2 separate regions of the Homo sapiens genome follow, and region 2 is linked to region 1. Evidence: read pairs that join two places in POLR2A ChIA-PET (ENCODE). Cell type or tissue: HCT116. All regions are shown on one strand. Each heading gives the region's core, and the rest is flanking DNA. Links, peaks and the distances in the headings are about the cores only. Region 1 overlaps PATJ (PATJ crumbs cell polarity complex component). Region 2 overlaps PATJ (PATJ crumbs cell polarity complex component).

Region 1 (9,042 bases), core at 2,867-5,366:
AGATACTGCCATTAGTAGCAGATTGACTGCATTTTGCTTAGTACCAATATCTTATATGGGTGACGTGGACCCAAAGAGCTCCCAAAAAAAAAAAAGGCAAGAGAAAAAAAAAACCTAGATGTCAGTGGCCATGTTATAAGATCCCTTGAGCATTAATGTGAAACTGTATAATAACTTATAGTACATGCCTATCCTTTATATTTTAGATTCTGGAAATAATATGGTTACATACCTGACTTTATAGTGTTACCACTCTATATACTATTAATGTGTTAAAATTATATCAATACCTATCAAATGCTAAATCCTACATTCTGTAAACTGATTAGCTAAGATGAACATGAAGACAGTAGGCTTGCACAGGCTATTGAAAACTATATACTGATATTAGCATTTACTCAAATTCTCAAATCTCTTGGTAAAAATTAAAGTCCTAATGCCCTCCCCCCAACCCCACCACTTTAAGCTAAATTCTCTAATAAACAAAAGTAAAACAAGATTAAAATTTGTGGAAGAAGAAATAAATAAATAAAATTAAGTGGAAGAAATAGAAATAGAGTTTGGGGCACTAATATCATAGTCTGAATATAAACACTTTATGCCCACTTAGCTACAAAGGCCAATAAATTAATTACCGCCATATATAAAGTTGAAACAAAATTGATAGTTATATATTGCTATCACTTAATCTGTCCACATCATAGAAAACCATTAGCAAATTCATGAATTACACACCTGCTTACACTATCTTCCATGAGAATTATCGGAATAAAGAAATAACTCTACATAAGAAAGGATCCATTTTAAGTGGTCTAAATATATTTGAGTCTCACAAACTTAAATGCAAGCTATTTGGTAAATATGTACCAAAATTTAAAAGATACAGTATGCTCTTCTGATGAGTAATTCCACTTCTAGGAATTTATCACCTACCTATTACAAGATTTATTCCCACCTTTTAACAAAAGAGTATCACAAAAATATCCACTAAAGCCTTACTTAAAATGCCCACCAACTGGGTACAGGAGGCTGATGAAATAAATTATTGTACATCAACAATAAAAATACTATGTAGTCATTAAAAAGAGGTAGCTCTATAAGTACCAAAATGAAAGAGCATATAATTTTAAGAAAAAAAATACAGAGCCTTTAAAGTGTGTATGATATAATCCATTTATATGTCAAAGTTTTTTTAAAATTAAATAAGTACTATTACTTATATAACCATGTATATATAAAATGTTTCTGGAAGGATGGACAAGAAAAACCAAGGTTTTTTACCTGGAAGAAGTAAGGGATTATGGTCAGAGGTAGATTTACTTGTCACAGGATATCTTTATACACCTTTGAATTTTTCTGCCATATGTATGTATTACCTATTTTTAAAACATTTTCAATGTGCTCAGAAAGTCATTCTGTTGTGCATAGGGTAAGGAAAAAGACAACTTAAAGACATACATGAAATGTATACAATCCCGTCCTACAACTTTTATAAATCTTTTAAAAAGAGAATTCTAACAGAGTTAATAGGCAGTCAAAACTACACACTAGATTTTTTGCACAAATACTAAGGCATACTATATTCAAGACTCAGTAACACTGCAATATTTTATATTTTGGTTTTATAACCCATTTCCTCTTTTAAGAAAAATTAATAACTGTCAATTTTTATAGGGAGAAATATTTCCACTATTCTTTTTAATGAGTCGCCATTTGACTTTGGTTTCGAGCAAATTTTTAAAGCATTACTAACAGTATTTACATATGAATCACCTCCCAATGGCTATGTTATTATGATTTCTATTTTTATCTCTCTCAGACTTTGAGAGAGATAAAAATAGTGTTTCAAAAATATCAGCTTTGGCAAAAATTGAGTCACTCAAGAGGGGAGAGGAATGAGGAATAGGATGTAGGAGGGAGGAGAATTATTGGTTAATAAATTTTATCTTCTAAATCACTGAAATTCAAAAAGTACCAAGGATGGCAATATCATGGCTAATGTTCAAAAATTAGCTAATGTCAAACATTTCCAGTGAATTATAATCATGAGGGGTTATTCAAAGTTCAACATAAATCAAAACACCAGAAAATATCTACTTGCCATGTTTAATTTATAAGGTCAACTGAAGGTAAAATCCATACAGTTCTAATTTTTTTTCAAGCTTTTTGGTAGAAATTAAAAATTACAGACTCTTGGACTACCTAATCATTGTTTCATTATTGAACATTAACCCACAACAAATTACTTGCACTAGTTTAGGATTCTTAAATTTGCAATGATGGTCTTCTGAAGCAATAAAACTAGCTCTTACACAATGCATATGAGCACACTATATTAATTTTTAATACCTGCTAAACTTTCATATAAGCATGAAAAATGAGAATACTATCTAGTAGCTTAGTTTTTAAGATATGAAATTTTTCACAAGCTGAAAAAACAGAAAGGTCTTCTGTAATAAGTTTACTGTATGGATGCCCTATAATAAAATGCACATGGAAATAGCACTCACAAAGGAAAGAGCAGTATAGTATGATGGTTAAAGGCATAGACCTGGTGGAGGAGTCGGCGGCAGAAGAAAAAGAAAGAAAAAAAAAGACCTGGGGCCCAACTGCTTCAGTTCTACCATATACTACCTGTATGAATTGGACTAATTACTTAAGTTTTCTGTGCCTCAGTTTCTTCACTTCTAAAATGACAACAATAAGAGTATCTCTTTCATATGGTTCATGTGAGGAATACATAGCCTAATACATGTAAAGCAATTAGAACATTACCTGGCACTCAGTAAACATTCAGTAAATGTTACCTAACATTGTTATTAATACTAGTGGGAGTATCAGTAATCTTCCACGGAGACCATAGTCTAAGGAATAAAGACATTACACATAAATACTAGGGAAAGAAGACAGAGATAACTAAGGTATAATATAAAAACCTCACCTACAAACTGGCAAGAAATTACAGTATAAAAACTTATAACCAAGTTTCTGAAGAGTTTTGTTGCTTAGAAACAGAGTACTCAGTCGGCCGGGCGCAGTGGCTCACGCCTGTAATCCCAGCACTTTGGGAGGCCAAGGCAGGTGGATCACGAGGTCAGGAGATCGAGACCATCCTGGCTAACACGGTGAAACCCCGTCTCTACTAAAAATACAAAAAAAAAAAAAAAAAAAAAATTAGCCAGGCGTGGTAGCAGGTGCCTGTAGTCCCAGCTACTCAGGAGGCTGAGGCAGGAGAATGGCGTGAACCCGGGAGGTGGAGCTTGCAGTGAGCTGAGATCGCGCCACTGCACTCCAGCCTGGGCGACTGAGCAAGACTCCATCTCAAAAAAAAAAAAGAAACAGAGTACTCAGTCAAGCCATCATATTCATGCTCTTGACAAATTACACGCATTGTTTGCCATGACACAATCCTATAAGGCATGACAATGGAGATCAGTGAATCTCCTAATACGGCACACATACAGAGTGGGATTTTAACTAGCCACTACATGAAGTGGCTAGGCGTATTTGAGACTAACAAATATTCTACCTCTGTTCAAATAATAGCCAACAAAGCTACTACCACTGTACCCTAAGAGCTAATAAAGAAACTTATAACCTAATCACATTTATTGTCTTCCCTGTTGCTTTCTCTTTTGTCTTTGACCCAATCTAATTTAAAATGTCTTTAATGAAATGAATTTTCACACTTTGTACTTTGGCCATATGACTCAGTTGTAGAACTGTGTATCAGACTCAGCTGATCATTTCACGTATAAAGGCATACCTCTTTTCTCTGCTCAGTTACACAACTTTCATCAATATTCTGAGTCACTGACCGGTCCAGAGAGCTACCCTATTGTTCTATAGACTAATTCAAGCTCCTTTATCTGCTCACTCATCTTTCCCTTTTTTTTTTTTTTTTTTAAGACAGAGTCTCACTCTGTCTCCCAGGCTGGAGTGCAGTGGCGCAATCTCAGCTCACCGTAACCTCCGCCTCCCAGGCTCAAAGGATTCTACTGCCTCAGCCTCCTGAGTAGCTAGGATTACAGGCATGCACCACCACGCCTGGCTAATTTTTGTATTTTTTAGTACAGACAGGGTGTCACCATGTTGGCCAGGCTGGTCTCAAACTTCTGGCCTCAAGCAATCTGCCCACTTTGGCTTCCCAAAGTGCTGGGATTACAGGTGTGAGCCACTGCGCCTGGTCTCTTTTCCTAAAGTTCAGTTCAATTTATATAAAACGCAAACTTCTGGCCAATAATCCACAATTGGGTAATTCACATATGGCTCATCAAGAATTGGCTGCATTTTAGAATACAATTTTAAGATTAAATTTAGACTTCACTAAACAAAGGCATCTACTTATTAATTTTTGTAATCTAACTAGAGAGTTAAAGAATTGATAGAGTACAAACATTATAGTGTGGTGCCATCTTTGAGGACAGTATCAAAAACTTTTGTGTTTATTTTCTAAACTGAATAATTGTTAATATATTTCCATAATAACATAACATTTCCTATTTCCTTACACACTAATTCATTTAAACCACACAATCCTTTGTGCTAGACATTACTATCTCCATTTTATAAATTTGGAGGTACATAAACACCAATGAAATAGATTAATGTAATTTTGTTAGGCTCTTCAAAAAGTTCTTGTTCTAGAGAAAAGGCTGTTCATGAGAAAAGTGGTTAAACTGAAATGAGATATTCCAAAGTAAATTTTCAATCTCTACAATAATGCTAAGTAAGCCCTTTACAACGTAAAAGTTCTCTCCCTCTACCAATACTTTCTCTCTGTAGCTAAATGTTTCTGCAGTACTTTTTGTTCTGAACATGCTAGGCCTGGCAGGGCAAGAATTTGCCTTGGCCCTACTCAGCTACCTAATAAATTCATACAGGACATGCTGAATGCAATAATAGCCAGGGACGTGGCCTTTCATGGCTTTTGCTAAACCCTTTGCCTGGCCTTGCAAAAAATATTCTTGAACTTTAGAATTTATTACCTAATTACAACAAGGGATGGTATAACCGATTAATTAACTTGCCCAAAACCAAATTTGAGTTGTGTTTACCTGTCATCTAAATGTCATGGTAGATAACAGTTCTAGGTACCACTGACAAATGGTGAAAAATGTGCTGTACACATCTGTAAGTACACTTAAGACTGACTTAAGAAAAGCATCCAAGTTAGGATTGAATGTGTTCCCCTCCCCATTCCCCAAGGTTTAGCTGTAGAAGTAAATAAGATGAGCCCTTTAATCTGAATCAAAATGGCCTTTAGGAAATTAAGTAGTTATGTTCTATAAGAAGCACAAAGACAAAAAGAATATCTAATCCTTTGTTGGCAGAAAATTATTTTACATAATTTGTACAGAAACAAATGTCAGTATGTGTGCTGCTGATTGAGAGGTAAATAAGAGGAAAAGGAAAATCCTATAATTCTATAAATTAAAAATAAAATTTCAAGAAACAATAGAAGTTACAATACATACCTACAGGAATGCAATGAAGAACAAAAAATTCTACATTTAGAACTGACTATAGATGTTTTTAAGCGTAAAGCTCAGAAGGGGGTTTTCCTTTTAACTAGGGATTAAATTCTTAAGGACTATCTAGTTTTTCTTTCCATCCTTTACTGAATTTTTTTGAGTTCTGAAACATTTCTCTGACTTAATATGTGCACTATTCAAAATATAAAACTTACAGATAATGTCAGTTAAGAGCATCAGAGCAACCATTATGATATAAATATGTATTATAAGAATGCAAATATATATAGATTCCTACAATAATAGAAATGCAAATGTACCTGAATATCTAAGACCACATCTGAAAGGTATCTTCTAAATTAAATCCCAATTATCAAAATCGATTATTAACAAATTCCCATTAAATCTGTTCATTCAATTCCAGTTAATTTTGGCTAACCTAGGCTGGGCATGGTGGCTCATGCCTCAAATTCCCATTAAATTTGTTCATTCAATTCCAGTTAATTTTGGCTAACCTAGGCTGGGCGTGGTAGCTCATGCCTGCAATCCCAGCACATTAGGAGGCTGAGGCAGGGGAATCACTTGAGGTCAGGGGTTCGAGACTAGCCTGGCCAAAATGGTGAAACCCCATCTCTACGAAAAATAGAAAAGTTAGGAGGGCATGGTGGTGCGTGCCTGTAGTCCCAGCTACTCAAGAGGCTGAGGCACAAGAATCACTTGAACCCAGGAGGCAGAGATTGCAGTGAGCCAAGATCGCACCACTGCACTCCAGCCTGGGCGACAGAGTGAGACTCTGTCTCAAAACAGAAAACAAACAAACAAACAAACAAAAAGGTCAGGCCTATTTTTGGCTAACCTAAACTTTATTAAATCATTCTGCAAATATTTATTAACCACCTAGTGGTTCTAGATAATATAGCTACAATGGGGAAGGAAAAAAAAGAGTCCCTGCCATTTGTTTTATATACTCTAATATTAACCAATATATAAACTTGCAAATGCTTAACTGTGTTCAGATTTCTTGATAAATATATTTTCCAAAATATTTGGAATCAAGAACTTATCATTCAGTAATATTCCAAAGAGAAATTCTAAAAAGGAAGAGGGCTATCTGGCACAGAACTATGCCAGCAAAAATGAAATAGATTTCTTTTTCAGTAAATTTAAATCACACTGCCAAAATACAGAATTTAGACTGAGCACAGTGGCTCATGCCTGTAATCCCAGCACTTTGGAAGGCCAAGGCAGGCTGATCACTTGAGGTCAGGAGTTCGAGACCAGCCTGGCCAACATGGTGAAAACCCATCTCTACTAAAAATACAAAATGTAGCCAGGTGTAGTGGTAGGCGCCTGTAGTCTCAGCTACTCAAGACACTAAGGCAGTAGAATCACTTGAACCAGGGAGATAGAGGTTGCATGCTACTGCACTCCAGCCTGGGAGACAGAACGAGACTCTGTCTCAAAAAAAATAAATAAAATAGAACGTAATATTCTTATACAATGCTCAAACTATTTTAATTTATTCCTGATTGCCTTATTATATTAAAAAAGAATTGATTTTTAAATATCACTTGGCATTTTATGGGCTTTAACAGAGTACATTTTGCTTTACTAAACCACAATGTGTTAAGGCAGCACCAAAGTAGTAAAATATGCATCTTAAAAGTTAAGAGATTTCTTGGCAACAATTTTAATTCCCCCAAATAATCAGCAGTCTGAATATATGACAGTAACTGGTAGAACCGTACAACATAGATGTCTTGTTGTGACCTTTTACATCTCCCTCCCCCAAATGTATTGGTAACTTTACCCTAGTTATAATTGGAGTAGCTATAAATAAATACATAGATATTATGTATTAACATAAATGCAATATATAACTTGACCAAGAACACTTCTATTTATTTAAGCACATTGAAATTAATAGGTAAGCTAAACTATAAACCTTCATGTGAAGGGGAGGGAGAGGAGAGTATGAATTGGGAACGAATGCTAATGTGTATGGGATTTCTTTTTTGGGTGTTGAAGATGTTCTAAAATTAGAGTGTGGTGATGGTTGCACAACTCTGTGAATATACTAAAAACGACTGAACTGTATGCTTAAAATGGGTGAATTTTATGGTATGTGAAAGATATCTGAATAAAGCTGAGGAACAAAAGTCCTCCATATAAACAAGTTCATCAAGATCCTGCTCTAAAAGCACCCATGGATATATAACTATTGCTTCCCTTATTGTCCAGTTCCTATATAATCCATCATTTTATTCACTAAGGGAGCTACTAATTTTAAAGGTAACAATTGAAAGTAGTATAATATCCCATCTTTGGGATTCAGTTTTGCTTAAGTCAATAGGGGTCTTAAACAATTGCTACTTCCCATAACTTTAATACAAACCAATCACTCCAAAGAAAACACCTCTACACAGGTTCTTATACCTGGTAATCCAAAATGCTGAATCCCAAACCTTTACAATCTTTTACTAGTTCAACAATCTTGACTTCAGGGGACCACAGTGCTAATTCCCCATCATCATCTTCTTCAGTATTGACATCCATATTGTGGTCAACCTGAAATACCAAAGAAGATAAATGCTTCAAAACACTATGCTTTCAATTCTGAAAAGAATGCACACATCAAGAATCTCACAGCTTCTTCTCAAACTGAGAATTCTCTTTGGCATGCGTAGTTTTTCTTTTTAATCTTTGTAAAAGGGGCATGCTCTGGGGCACACACACTCCAGGATAAGATCTTATAAAAATTCAAGTGCTTAAAAATTCAGACTGTTCATACAGTTTTTTTTATTAATGTGAAGAATTTATTTCATTCAAAGTATTAACACTGACCTCTTATACTTCAATGAGTTCTGTCATCCCATTAGAAGCATAAAAGGAAAAATATGCAATTTAAGTAAATGAAAACATCATACAAAGTAGAAGCTTATAAGATACGTAAGTAGCAATACCTGGCTTCATAATTACAGAGAGAGACAAAGAAAGAAATATCAACACAGAGATAGGCTGGAGCAGAACAGGGAAACCACTTCTGCTGGCTCCAGGAAGTTTTCAAGAAAAGCTTTACTAGAAAATAAGGTGAGAAAAAAAAAATCCAAGTCTTTGGACATCATTTAAGTCTAAAATGAATAAAAATCACTGAGTTGAAATAATGAAAATCTGATCTTAGAAGAAATAGGTTAGCACAACTGCCCAGTATACAGGTCCTTTGTTACTTTTCTTGATTTTACTCCTGAAAGTCCCTCTATTCTAGACTCCCTGTCTTTTTAGGAAGAAGAGTCATTGCTATGTGGAATTCCAGGAAGTTAAATGAGAGGGTCAATGAATCTACTATGCAGAAGAATGGCTGCTTCAAAAAACCTTCTGTTTTTATACTAATTATAGCATTGTACTATTGTTTTCATCTGATTGACATTCCCCCAAAATACTCTAAACTTCTATCTGAAGCTCAAAAATTATCTTTTACAGCCCAAGCAATGAACAAAATACCTGGCTCCTAAGCTAGAATGGAAACTCTGTGAGGGCTACCACAGAGTTTACCATGGTTATCAGCTCA
Region 2 (9,042 bases), core at 2,305-4,804, 52 kb after region 1:
AGAATTGCTTGAATCTGGGAGGCAGAGGTTGCAGTGAGCCAAGATAGTGCCACTGCACTCCAGCCTGGGCAACAAGAGCAAAACTCCATCTCAAAAACAAAACAAAACAAAACAAAACAAACAAACAAACAAAAAACTTATTTCTTTGCTTTTACTTTATTATGTCTTCATTAAAAGCCCATGTTGAGATAATGGGAAGGAGTTTGGAATGGACCAGAAAGATGTGAATTCAAATTCCAGTTTTGCAACTTACTCCCTATAAGGTCTTTAACATGATGTTTGACTTTATTTTCCTCATCTATTAAATGTATAATAAGGCCTATCTGGCAGAATTACTGTGAAGATTTCAGATGACCTGAGCAATTCCAGGTGCTTGATAATTTAAAATAATAACTATTATTATTACATAATTAAAATAATTAGTATAATAAATATTATTGATATCCATTCCCTTTAACCAGCCTGTGGCTACCAGTGATAATTCTCACACATCGGCCAGTGTTTACAGTTTTCCCTCCACCACCTGGATGTCTCCTCACCAGCCCAATGAAATAGACAAGGCAAGTATTATTATTCTTCAATTTATAAATAAGTCACTGACGCTCAGGGAGGCTGAATGACTTAACCCTGAGAAACAGTGAAACAGAAAACCAACATGTCTAATGTCTCCCAATAAGTTTTTTTTTTCCTGTTTCACTAGTGAGCGCACAACTCACACCAATGTGGTGCTTCAAGTTGAAAGAATTTCTTATCTTACAGTGTGTCACACCCAGGCTTTGGTTTAAGATGAAAGAATGATATGTATACTCACAGAACCAGGGCCCTTGCTGGCTACAGTAGGCAGGGCAACAGGTAAGGCTGCAGGGGCAGGGGGGGTGACTGAAATGTCACCAGCTGGATCTCTAGCAACGAGCATCCTGACTGAATTCCCACAGTTCCTTAGAACTTGTGCAACTTGCTCACTGGTCATTCCCTGCACGTTTGTGCCACCAATCTTCAAGATGTGGTCCCCTGTCTGGAGTCTTCCATCCTTCAAGAAAAAGACAAAATTATTTTGAGAAATAAATGCTGTAACTTCACTGGTTAATAACAATTCATCAGACTTTCAGCTCTGGCAAAATGGCTGACAAAGAAGCCACCTAAAATGCTGAATAAAATGGAATACTGTTAATAACTGGTTGAAATGGCAAGAGTAAAGGAATTTCATGTAGAACACAAAGGAATGGCTCAAAATGAGAAAAGTAATCAGTATTCTAAAAAAGGCCTTTGTTGAGGGTATAAGCTCATGCCTAATGGCCTAGAGTTGGGTGTTAATGGTCACGTGTGCAAGGAAGAGGACAGAAAGGCCAGGGCCTCAAGAAGGAAAGGTCAGAACAGAAGCCTCCAGCATAAAACTGGGAACTTCACAACCAACATCCTCAGTGACATGTTTGAGGAATAGAAAGATGCCAGTGCGGCTACAAGAAAATGAGGAAAAAGAAGAGTAGTCTAAGAGATGGGAGAGTTAATGGAGTCAGACAGTATAGGGCATCTTCTTTTCATGATTGGGAAGAGAAGGCATCGAGCAGAGTTTTGAAACAGAGGAGTGACATTACCTGACTGACTTTAACAACATAATTCAAGCTTCTGTGCTTAAAATAAACTACAGAAGAGGAAACAATAGAAGCAAAGATACAAGTTGGGAGGCCTTAGCAATAATCCACAATAGCTTGGGTGTGTTTCACAGTTGGGGTGTTCAGAAGTGAGATTCTAGATAGATAGACAGATAGATAGATAGTTTTTTGTTTTGTTTTGTTTTGAGTCAGAATCTCACTCTGTTGCCCAGGCTGGAGTGCAATGGCATGATCTCAGCTCACTGCAACCTCCGCCTCCCAGGTTCAAGCAATTCTCCTGCCTCAGCCTCCTGAGCAGCTGGGATTACAGGCGCGCACCACCACGCTCGGCTAATTTTTGTATTTTTAGTAGAGATGGGGTTTCACCATGTCAGGCTGATCTCAAACTCCTGACCTCTTGATCCACCCGCCTCAGCCTCTCAAAGTGCTGGGATTACAGGCATAAGCCACTGCGCCCGGCCAAGATATATTTTTAATAAACTGTCAATAGGATCTGCAGATAGCTTCTATATGGGCTGTGAGGGAGGAAAAGGAGTCAAAACTCCAAGTTTTTAGCCTGAGCAACTAGAAAGATAGAGTTGCCATGAACTGAGATGCAGACTACAGAGGTACAGATGGGCGAGGTGGAAATCAGGAGTTCAGTTTCAGAGCTGTTGTCTTAGATACCTATTAGACATTCAAGTAGAAGTAACAGGTATACAGCCAGATACACAAACCTGAAGTTCAGTAGAGAAATCCAGACTATGTATTTAAATTTGGGAGCTGGGGAGAGGTCAAACAAACAAACAACAACAACAACAAAACACCTTGCGGGTCATTAGCACATAGGAGGTATTTATAGTCATGATTCTGCCAGCACAGTGGCTCACACCTGTAATCCCAGCACTTTGGGAGGCCAAGGTGGGTGGATCACTTGAGGCCAGGAGTTCGAGACCAGCCTGGCCAACATGGAGAAACTCCATCTCTACTAAAAATACAAAAATTAGCCAGGTGTGATGGCACATGCCTGTAATCTCAACTACTCGGGAGGCTGAGGCATGCGAATCACTTGAACCTGGGAGGCGGAGGTTGCGGTGAGCAAAGATCACGCCACTGCACTCCAGCTTGGGCGACAGAGCAAGCCTCTACCTCATAAAAATAAAATAAATAAATAAATAAGTCAAGATTCCAGATGAGTTGAAAGAAAAGATACATAATGTTATATTTCTTAAGCTAGGTGGTATGTATTACACACTGGTAATTATTGTTTTGTTTTGTTGAGATAGAGACCCACTCTGTTGCCCAAGTTGGTCTTGCAAATAATTATTGTTTTAATTATCATTTAAAATGTGTACAGATATTATATACATTCTTTTATATGTATGTATATTTCATACACAGAAGGTAAATAATAATTTATCAAAATGAGTATCTGTTCAAAGTGTTCATCATTTCCCTTCTTTGATAAATTTTTGAAACAGCTAATTTTTACAAAATTTTTCCTAAATTTGTTTAGTCAGAAATTCTGAATTCACTTTATTATAGTGTATTAAAGATACCACAATGTTAACACAGCTGGCTTCATTTAAACTTATACATGCAGAGCACCTTACAGGTTCAAAATCACTTTCATGTACCATCTCACTTAGAGAAGGACAACTTTCAAATGAGAAAATTGAGATACAAACAGTTTGACTGACTTGACCAAGGTCACAAAGCTGATAAAAAGGTTGAACCAAAGCTGAATCCAAGTTGCTCACCGAAGACTATTCTCATTTCAGTTATTTGCCTTATACTTCAGTATCTCCAGAGTAACATTACTGTAGCAAGTCAATCTCCTACAAGCAAAGGCTGCTAGTAGATAGTAAATTTATTGCTTTCCTATTCTCCAAGAAACTGCCTATAACTCTCAAAAAGTTTGAATGAAATGAAGATGAAAAATAGATATCCTGCAACATGGAGAGAAAGCTTGAAAAGAGAGCAATGACTACTGGGTTAATCCAGTTCTGAGCTTCAAATTCCTAGTTCCAGGTGGCACCACCGCAAGCTAAAGACGACAATCTGAAGGAAGAAGTTTTTTAAAAAACCCTTAGACTGAAAAGTCTATTCTCCATCCTTCCTTTTCTCCAATTTTACAGGAACCTAAATGAAGGAATGCTTTAGATTGAAATAATACGTACAAAGCTCTGTGCTTTGTTGTAAATGCTGCAGAAGCCACTAGAAGGGACTGGAAGTGTAGAGAAGTGGTGCAGCGGAAATGCAATTTAATTCAGAAACATCTGGAAAGACTTAGAAAACAGAAACAGAGGCAAGGAGGACATTGTTATGAAAAAAAGAATGAAGAATTGCTGGATTTCTACTTTAATAGTGATAATCTGATATTCTGTTTTCATGCATGCAACAGACTTGAAACAACATAAGCAACTACTTAAGAGAAAGTCAGTGGTGCTGATGAAAAATAAGGGTAAAGTTGCCTCTGTAAATCAAACTATTCTTCAACAGAATTATGCACTGATCAAAAAATTAAAAAATATATATGTCTAATAAGTGTTTTCATACTTGGCTTGGCCAAAGAAGGGCATTTTATCATAAAGTATATTTTTAGTCACTTCCTAGGCATTATTTTTCTTCTATTTTATCTCAACTCTTAATTTAAAATGATGTCGATAATTTGCATCTGTCACTGAAAGTCAAACATTTTCTTGCTACAGAAAAGCAGGTGTTCTGAAGAATTCATAAGTACAAAAATAGTCATTAGTCAGATTGATAGAAAGACACCAAAATGACAGCTACCTTGTCTAAGTCCAGCAGCCCCAGTCTGCATTTTATTGATATTTTCTGATCAACATTTTCCGTCCATAACCTGTCTTCTGTGTGAGGAAACTAAAAGGCATAAAGTCCCTTTTGTTCTTTAACAGAAATCATCAATCAATGAAAACCAATAAATAGCTATGCCAAGATTCAAGTACGTAGCGTGCTAATCAAACATTCACATATAAAAGTTTTATTAATCCATAGATTCTTTCAAAAGAGAAAAAAATTATGCATATTGGCAAAGATAGTATGAAAGGCAGAAAAATTAAAACAGCTGAAGCAACAGGGTATCACACACTTACAGTGAATGTACACCTGTAATCCCAGCACTTTGGGAGGCCGAGGTGGGCAGATCACCTGAGGTCAGGAGTTTTTGTTTTTGTTTTTGTTTGAGAGGGAGTCTCACTCTATCACCAAACCAGCCTGGCCAACATGGTGAAACCCCATATCTACTAAAAACACAAAAATTAGCTGGGCATGGTGGTGAGCGCCTGTGATCCCAGCTACATGGGAGGCTGAGGCACAAGACTTGAACCTGGGAGGTGGAGGATGCAGTGAGCCAAAATCATACCACTGCACTCCAGCCTGAGCAACAGAGCAACACCCTGTCTCAGAAAAAAAAAAAAAAAAAAGTAGCAACTCTGGGCTAAAAAAAAACTCACATTACTTTGCATTTTAACTTCTCTGATATGCTGTTGTGGATGATAATTTAAAAAAAAAATTTTAAACCTATAGGAATTCAGACCTGAGCTACAAAAGAAGAAATCAAATTTGTTTCTTCAAAAACTAAAAAATGAATCCAGGTACCATGGCTCATGCCTGTAATCCCAGCACTTTGGGAGGACTGCTTGAAGTCAGGAGTTGGAGGCTGCAGTGAGCTAGGATCGCACCACTGCACTCTAGCCAAAGTGACAGAGCAAGACTCTGTCTCTATTTAAAAAAAAAAAAAAAAAAGAAAAGAAAAGAAAGGAAAAAAAAAGGCACCAAATACTTCCACAACTCAGACAATGAAATCATAACTATGTTTGATTCCAGGCCAGTTTTATTATTGGTCTTCAATCAAAAGGCAACATGCCATTGATAGAAAAGGGTAACTTTACAAAATAAAATACACTGTTTCCCTAAAGGAATTAAAGAAACTATCCTATCCTACTCAAATTCCCAGAGCACTCATTAACTGATTTTTATAGATAAAGAAAATATCTGTTTATATAATCACTCAAAGCAAAATTGCTTGGGACTAACCAACCATTTAGTGACCTCAAGCTGGGCCTTCCTTACTCTACACTGAAAGTCTCTCAAAGTTCACATCCACCCTCAAACCCTTGCTTGGTTCCATTCCTTCCTAGTATTAGGTTACTGGGTAGTCAGTAGACTCATATTATAACTGTTTCATACCAAAATGTCAATCATTTATGACAACCTTTAAATAGGCTGTGTTCTGAAGACAACGAGGTATTCCGGTATACCTGACCGCCCTAGAACTTCGCCAGACCACATGAAAGAGGTTTCTGCACTTCAAGGGTTTTACACTGCCTGTTATCAATGTCACACAAAACAAAACAAAAAGTACCTCCCAAAAAAATGTTTAACTCTTGCCACAACTGATAGAATGTTCTCAAGGTGAGTGTTTCAAGCACTGTGAATTTTGGAGAGGCTCTGAGGCTTACAGGGAGATAGGCCTTTTAGCTACCCTTTTAATATCATAGAATTTCTCTATCCATGGAATTGGCCTGATTATATTAACTGATTGGACATTGTAACTAGATCTCAACAAATGTTTCTTAAAAGATTCCTATAAATCAATTTTTTAAAATAAATAAATGCTATTTTCTACTTCATTTCTTTTACATCATTAGCAGCAGGACACAACAGAAAGACAGGTAAGGGCTTTGGAGTCAGATGCACCCAAGTTCAAATCTTAGCTCTACTTTGGACAAAGTGTATGGCCAAAGGTCAGTTGTTCATCCTCCCTAAGTCTCAGATCCTTCTTAAGCAAAATGAGAATACATTTCTCTCCCAGTGGGTTATAAGCATTTTGGGAACTAAGAGGCATTGTGCTAAGCATGTTACATTGATTAACATTGAATTTTCACACAGCCTCTTATTTAAGGCAAGCAAAATTATCTCCTGCCAAAAAATAAAAAAAAGCATTAATGGCAGGCCTAAGACTACTTTCCTTGGAAAGGCCTTCTCACAAGGTTAGCCCTTGGCTAACACCTGGGAGCTTAGATTCTGTGAGGGTTCTCACCATTCCCTGGTAAAAATGGCTCTAGGTGCCTAAAGTGTAGTCTCTCCTGAACACCTGCATTCTTCTGCAAGTCTAGGACTTCGGTATATGCTACACAGTGTGTGCCTATGTGACCAGCATCCAGTAACAACCCTGTGCAGAGTCTCTGATGGGCTTCCATGGCAGACATTTCAGATGTGTGGTCATAATTCACCACTGGAAGACTTAAGTGTGTCTGTCCTATATGACTCCATGGGGAGCGGACTCGTGGAAGCTTGTGCCTGGTTTCCTCCAGTCTCCACCTCATGCACCTTTTCCATGTTGATTTTGCTTTGTATTCTTTCACTGTAATAAATATAGCTGTGGGTGTAACTGTATGCTGAGTCCTATGAAACCTCCTAGCAAGTCATCAAATCTAGTGGTCTTGGGGACTATTTTAGAAACATAGAATTAAGCCAAGAAGTCAATTGCCCAGGGTGAGAGGTGGATCCAGAATTCAAGCCTTCATCTGTCTGATTCTAAAGCTCACACACTATAATCCTATGCTCTTTCCTTTCAGAGGCTAATTTGGATGTAGGTGTGCTGAGAATTTCTCCAAAGGTAGATAATAGGGAGGGTGTATACCACATCTTGTGCCATAGCCTAGGGCCTGAGGGTGCTGCAGCTTAAGTCATTTCATGAGTTATAGAAAGCATAACATTGACTGGTAATAAGCAACAAATGGGGCCAGGCTGAGGAAGGAGATAAGTTGGTTATAGCAAGAAGGCTGAAGAGATTTTATCTGCCATCAGCTGACATGAGAGGAAAGGAGAAGTGAATAGTGCTCTGTCCCCTATGGCTAGGCCTTACCATATGCCCTAGAAGAGATAATAGCTCTCTTGTTCCTAGAGCTGGCTACTCCCTGTTGATGGATGTGAACAATTGTGCACAGGTGTATATCAGGAAAAGGAAAACACTAGGATTAACTTTGGATAAATTCAAACAACAAAGCTCAGACTTCAGAATCAAACAGGTACGGGCTCAATCCTGACTTTGTGGCTCACCTAGCTGCTGTAACCTAGGGCAATTTCTTAATGGTTTCCATATCTATAATTTGGGAATAAAACTTCTAAGAGTATTTTGAAGGTTACATGAGAATAATGTACATTAAGCAGATAACAATGTCTGGCGTAAGTACTTCCTTCTCTTTGAGCACTTATGACCCTATGACAAGCATACCCTCTACCTCCTCTTTGATGATCTGAAATAGTGACGATCCCTTCCAGTAAAGGGCGAAAATCAGACTTGGGCTTTTTCCAACAATGCCTCAATGGGATTAATCTGGGAAACTCTGCACATCTTATTCTTGTGAAAATTCATAAAGCATGTTAGTATTTTAAAAGCTCAGAAAATTCTTACAGTAAAGAAACCTATTGGATTTTGTTTAAATTTACTTGACCCTTTGTTGTTCACAATAACCACTCCACTTTGCATTTTGGAAAAAAAAAAATGCCACTCCAACAAACAAACCTATTAAAATTGCTAAGGCAGAGGCAGGAGGAGGGAGGGAATACAAAGAAAGGCATCCCAAAATTTTCTGCAATATTTTATTATTTCCAGGTTATAAAAATTTTTTTTAAGAATCCTTAAAGAATATTGTGTTGTGCCACAGATGTGTGTGGTTTTTGTTTGTTTGTTTGTTTTGAGAAAGAGTCTTGCTCTGTCGCCCAGGCTGCAGTGCTGTGGCGTGATCTTGGCTCACTGCAACCTCTGCCTCCCAGGTTCAAGCAATTCTCATGCCTCAGCCTCCTGAGTAGCTGGGATTATGGGCATGCACCTCCACACCTGGCTAATTTTTTGTATTTTTAGTAGCGACGGGGTTTCACCATGTTGGCCAGGCTGGTCTCGAACTCCTGACCTCAAGTGATCCACCCAGCTCGGCCTCCCAAAGTGTTGGGATTACAGGCATGAGCCACTGCACCCAGCCACAGATGTGTTTTAAAGGTCTATAAAATGAACATTCTCAAACATTCTGGTCTCAGAACTTGCTACAGTTTGGATGTTTGTCCCCCCCAAACCTCATGTTGAAATCTCATCCCCATTGTTTGAGGTGGGGCCCAGTGGGAGGTGTTTGGGTCATGGGGGTGAATCCCTCATGAATGGCTTGGTGCAGTGAGTTCTTGCTCTGAGTTCTCTGCAGTGCGTTTACTTAGTGCAGTGAGTTCTCACTCTGATTGTTAAAAAGAGAGTTGCCCCCCACCCACCACTTCCTCGCTGCCCACGTGATCTCTGCACACACTGGCTCTCCTTCACCTTCCACCATGGAAGCAGCCTGAGGTTTTCCCCAGATGCCCAATTTTCCAGCCAGCAGAGCTGTAAGCTAAATAAACCTATTTTAAATTACCCATCCTCAGATATTTCCTTATA

What was found. Peaks named below come from ENCODE experiments on the same cell type or tissue, not always from the same donor. Only the 100,000 strongest peaks of a DNase experiment are listed, where the experiment ranks them.
Region 2: POLR2A ChIA-PET joins it to region 1 with 5 read pairs; 3 of 35 experiments call an interaction of 5 or more read pairs at or near these places.

Annotation. Positions count from the first base shown.
Region 1 is chr1:61,832,654-61,841,695 of GRCh38, reverse strand. PATJ (PATJ crumbs cell polarity complex component) reads right to left here. Exons shown (of 44, transcript NM_001350145.3): 17 at 7,911-8,042. Among named protein-coding and RNA genes, the nearest start is that of MIR12132, 8.9 kb to the left of the region's middle. In HCT116, for the core only: no CTCF peak of the experiment used is centred there; a DNase peak (open chromatin) is centred at 3,805; H3K27ac peaks cover 960 bases.
Region 2 is chr1:61,779,742-61,788,783 of GRCh38, reverse strand. It overlaps PATJ (PATJ crumbs cell polarity complex component), which reads right to left. Exons shown (of 44, transcript NM_001350145.3): 8 at 812-1,030. Among named protein-coding and RNA genes, the nearest start is that of PATJ-DT, 41 kb to the right of the region's middle. In HCT116, for the core only: no CTCF peak of the experiment used is centred there; no DNase peak of the experiment used is centred there.